Regions from separate parts of the Homo sapiens genome. Here region 1 is linked to region 2. A link is a loop called in an ENCODE intact Hi-C map of the cell type or tissue named here. Cell type or tissue: heart left ventricle. All regions are shown on one strand.

Region 1 (2,500 bases), 75 kb after region 2:
AAATAATTGATTGAAATAAAACCCGAAATGTTCTCCAGAAACAGATTAATACAAAACAGAATTTTAGAGTTCAAAAGGTCCTAAATGCTTACAAGAAAATGCCAGTGATGAAAATATCATGTGTACAGTGCTTTACTTCTCAAAGTGCTTTCACTGAATCATTAAATAAAAATTATTATGTACCTGCTATGTGTTAGGAACTGGCAATACAGAAATTGGATACCACCCCTGCTTTAAAGGGGCCATACTTCTAACAATGAGACCTGCTAGGAATGAAAATGCAGCAAACAATCAGTCTTTGGTGGTATGCAGTAAACATAAGGAGAGCACAGCAGAAGGGGCACCGAAGTTTCTGGGGGAATCAAAGACAGCACACATCTCAGAAGAGACAGCCCTTGAAGTGAGGCCAGAAGGCTGGCAAGCAGAAAGACTAACGGTTATATGCAAAGGAATATATGTGCTTTTTTTAAAAAAAGCACGAAGTGTTCTGGGAACCAAAAGCTGGTCAGTACTGCTGGGGACTGTGAGTTTGGAAGTGATATGAGATAACCACATAGTCAGAGACCAGACAAATAAAATAGCTTAAGTTTTACCCCACAAGAAATGGAAGAATTCTGAGCAGGAGAAAGAAAATGATTAGAATTGGTAGTTAGCGAAAGTATCTTGGCAGCTGAATGGACAGATTGGAGGAGAGTTGAACTATAGCCAGGGAGCCCAATAACAAGTCCCCTGAAACCACAGAGAAAAATGCTGACAATATGATATAGGGCAGAGAGACAAAATATAAGAAGTCAAGGTAGAGGTAAAATCTAGAGAACTCACAAGTCAAATAGATATGACAAGTACAACAAGAAAGGAGGAATTGAGACTGACTCCTAATTTTCTGGCTAGGGCAACTGGCACTATAAATTAGGGAATGCAGGTTGGGAGTAGTCACTGAGAATGGCGATATCAGTTTTAAGTGCACACTAGTCATTTAGATGTCCAGGTGGGAAGAATTAGTGGATTAACTGAATCTAGAACTCAGTAAACAGGTCAGGGATATAGATACATATACACGTATCACATGTGAATACCTTTCCTATTTGGAGGAAATTCTAAGACGGGGAAAGGCAGTCACCTTTTCCCACTACAGGAACTGACAGTAACAGAAATTCCCTCTCTCTGTTCCCTGGCATCTAGTTCACAAATATATAACCCAAGTCAATCAGATCCTCCTATGTAGATCTTTGAATATTGAAAGAATAACACAAAGGTGGAAAATATAATCAGAAATTATTCATGGCACTGTGGCAAGTGCCTACTGGTGGCAGTGCCAGTAGTAACAGATGTTCATGGGAGACCAGGCCAGCAGCAGTGGCAGAGAAGGTCCAGCAAGCAGTGCTAGAGAGAGTCCTCAGCCAACTGATCCCATTACATGGTCTTTACTATGTCTTGCCTCACTCAGTTTCTGCTCATTTTCTGAACTGTGTTATCCAGCCTTCCTTTTAAGGCTGTGCACTATCCAATACTTTTCCAATATATTTATTTTATGCTTAGGTGAACCAAGATTATGTGAAAAATCCTGAGTAGTACAGAACGAGGAGGGAACATAGAACAGGTGAGATGAGGCCTAGAATGGGCCCACTATATAGGGTGACTAGTAGGTCACTATGAAATTAGTTCATATGTGTCATCTCCTTCCATCCTTACGGTCCCTTGTGAGGAAAATAAGGCCAAGTACCATATCTTTATTTTAGGATAAATAAACTGAGGCTAAAAGAGATTAAGATCATACAGTTCTTTTTGCTATCCAAGAGTGTCCTCAAAAAAGTTGTTTTACAGGTGCTCATCAAAAGGAGATGTTAAATGAGCAATACTAATTCTTACAGCAAATGTCAATGGACACAGATGATAACCACACATGGGTCCCAATGCTGGTCTTCCAGCTTCTTCAATTTTGGTAATATAAAGAAGATCCTAACAGAAGCATTAAATTCCTTATAGACAATCACCTAGAAACATACCTAATGAGGATCCTTGCCATCATCCTTCCACTCAGGGTACCTTGGTTACTACTGAAAGAATACATCATAAGCTAAAGGGATTCCTCAAGTGGAAGAAAGGATCATCTATCCCTAACCATGAGAACCACTGTGGGAATGAGAGGTTGAGAGCTTTCGAAAGATGATTATTTCTCAACTTCATTCCTTTGGGATATGTCACAGCCAGTAAGGGAGAAATTGGAAAAAGCAGCTTTCACAAGCTGCCAAATCCATGTCCTAGTCCCAAGGGATAATTAGCCAGTGAGGTTTTGTGGAGCTGATGTAATGTTGGCAGAGGCTAATGTTTTATGGTTGAACATGTAGCCTCTTGAGTTTTAGCTACAGGGCTAAAAGGATGACATCCTGAAAAGCTAAGAAATTCATACCCATAACACCACCACTTCGCAATGTGCATCTTAAAAGTAATTTGTAAACTTTAACTGATCCATCTTTATCATGATTAGTTATGAACATTT
Region 2 (2,500 bases):
GGCAGGAGAATGGCGTGAACCTGGGAGGCAGAGCTTGCAGTAAGCCGAGATTGCGCCACTGCACTCTAGCCTGGGCAACAGAGCGAGAAACCGTCCCCCAAAAAAAAAAAAAAAAAATCACATTACTGTTAGTAGTACTATAAATATCAGTTGAAGTGAAGGCAATGACACCTGAGTAAGCATGTATCTTTATGGTTTAGCTACCCCATTCAAACAGTTTTGGTAGAAACCAAAATATGACTCCTAATGGGAACTGTCACTGCCTAAGCTTGGGCTATATAAAGTGCACCCATGGAATGTAACTTTAACAAACACCCTGGCCCATGACTGGACCGTCAGCCGCAAATCCCCCTTCAGCTAGGACTCCAAGAACGCCTGCTAGGCCTCACATTATTCTCAGGACACCTGCACACAGGAAGGGGCACAGATGCATGCCAAATTAACCTTACTTCCTCAACCTCACGAGGAATCATAAAGTGGCCAAACTGTTTCAATGGGACAGTTAAAACCAAAAAGATATATGTCCACTCGGCACTATTTCCTTCTTCACTGCACCTGTTATTTATAGTGCTGCTAAAATTAACTTGAATTTCATCTCTAAGGACTAAAAGAACCCCATGGCAATTGTATGTGAAGGAACACACACAACCGACAGCTGAGACGAAGGGCTCAGCTCTATTCTGGGGATACCACACAAAGACCACAAGTCTCGACTTCTGCAAACAACACTCAGGTGGCAAGACCAAACCAAGAGCCTCCAGAAAGGCTGCACCATGAATGGAAGGTCTGACTCCTTTTGTCAAAAACTTGGCTGTAAGGACAAATAGCAACTTAAGACACTCTGAGGATGAGAGGGAAAGGCCTGACTCACTTCAAGTAGGGAACAGAGGCAATAAGAGAGAAATTTATAAGACTGTGGTCAGTTTCACTTCTCCTGCCCTAGAATTTCCAAAGAGCTGTGAAACTGCGAGCAGAGATAACTTTTGCTAGGCTGCTGGCTGCGGTAGGAGTGCAGGGTTAAGGAGCTGCTAAAAGTAGCAAGAGAGCATAGATAGGACCCTATCCTGCCTGGGCCGTTGTGCTTCTTCCTCCTTCCTCTCCACCCCCAGCGGGGGGCTGGGCCTCAGCAACAGCAGTCCCAGAAGAAAGCTTCAATTGTCCCAGTGGTATTTATTTTTAAAAATTTTTTGTGAATCTTAAGATAAAAAAGAAACTACAGTCTTAAAAGTACTACTGAGATCCCATCTTCTAACAGAAGGGGGAGCTCTAGATTTAACAAATAACATCAAAGAAAAACCAGTACAAGTTACCTCCCCAACCTACCTGGGCACTATCCAGGATTCCCCACTTCTTACATGGGCAGGTCGTGGGCATTTCAGTGGGTAAATAGACACCCCCTGCACCTGCTTCTACTGTGTAACGCTAGCTCAACTCCAAACGTCCTGCTCTGCAGGAACCCGGGTGTGATGCATCACACGTAACCTTGGCTCTTGGAAAGCTTAGCACATGCATGAGACAGTAAGTACAAAGAATCAAGAGAAAACGGACACTGTCCACCCCACCCCAGCTTCCTTTTCTGCCTCATTTTTCTCCGCAGCACTCATCACTGTCTTGACAGTCTTTATATAAATACTACGTATCTGGCTGGGCATGGTGGCTCACGCCTGCAATCCCAGCACTTTGGGAAGCCGAGGTGGGCAGATCATGAGGTAAGGAGTTCGAGACGAGCCTGGCCAACATGGTGAAACCCCGTCTCTACTAAAAATACAAACATTTTTGTACAGGCATGGTAGAGGGTGCCTGTAATCCCAGCTACTCAGGAGACTGAGGCAGGAGAATCACTTGAACTCAGGAGGCAGAGGTTGCAGTGCGCCAAGATAGTGCCACTGCACTCCAGCCTGGGAGACAGAGCAAGACTCCGTCTCAAAAAAAAAAAAAAAAGGCGGAATACTACATACTTTTCTTGTTTACTCTCAGTCTCCCACGTTTACATTTACAACATGTCCCCATCAGAGCACAGCAAGGGTTTTGTCTATTTTTTTAGTCACTCACAGCATTCCCCAAGTGCCTAGAATACCAGGCACACAGTATACCCTCAATAATTATTCACTCGATGAATTAGTGAGTATTCTGTAAGAAACGGACACAAGGTGACTAGTGACAGGAGGACAGGAGGATTCTGCGGCAGAGCTCTAAACTTTCATCTAAACAGCCAGAATTCTGGTTCTCAACCGGGTTCGAAACCTCACAGAAGTTCTGGATAGACAGTCAAGGGATCTGTGTTCTAGTACTGAGTGCTACCAATTACTGCTGGGTGACATGGGTTTTGACTGCTTTCTGGGTCTAATTTTCTTCCAGAGTGAGAATCTGCCCACCTCTCAGAACCCTTGTAAGGAAGAAACACCAGTGAGAGTGCCCTGAACCAAATGGTATATGTGTCGATATATTCAGGTGTTGCTGTCACCAAATGCTGTAATTTGGTTGAATCACTGGCTTGATT

What was found. A loop is a pair of places that touch in the nucleus more often than their neighbours do. Peaks named below come from ENCODE experiments on the same cell type or tissue, not always from the same donor. Only the 100,000 strongest peaks of a DNase experiment are listed, where the experiment ranks them.
Region 1: a loop joins it to region 2, with 2.2 times the contacts of the local background. A loop is called at or near these places in 14 of 110 quality-filtered maps.

What each region holds. Positions count from the first base shown.
Region 1 is chr22:40,510,427-40,512,926 of GRCh38, forward strand. The region is part of intron 3 of MRTFA (myocardin related transcription factor A); the gene reads right to left. Among named protein-coding and RNA genes, the nearest start is that of MRTFA-AS1, 10 kb to the right of the region's middle. RefSeq lists an enhancer at 159-703. In heart left ventricle, a CTCF peak has its summit at 1,347; no DNase peak of the experiment used is centred here; H3K27ac peaks cover 2,500 bases.
Region 2 is chr22:40,435,838-40,438,337 of GRCh38, forward strand. All of the region lies in intron 4 of MRTFA (myocardin related transcription factor A), which reads right to left. Among named protein-coding and RNA genes, the nearest start is that of SGSM3, 66 kb to the left of the region's middle. RefSeq lists enhancers at 454-513, 774-903, 1,024-1,073, 1,144-1,193. In heart left ventricle, a CTCF peak has its summit at 1,245 (motif pointing right); no DNase peak of the experiment used is centred here; H3K4me3 peaks cover 901 bases; H3K27ac peaks cover 894 bases.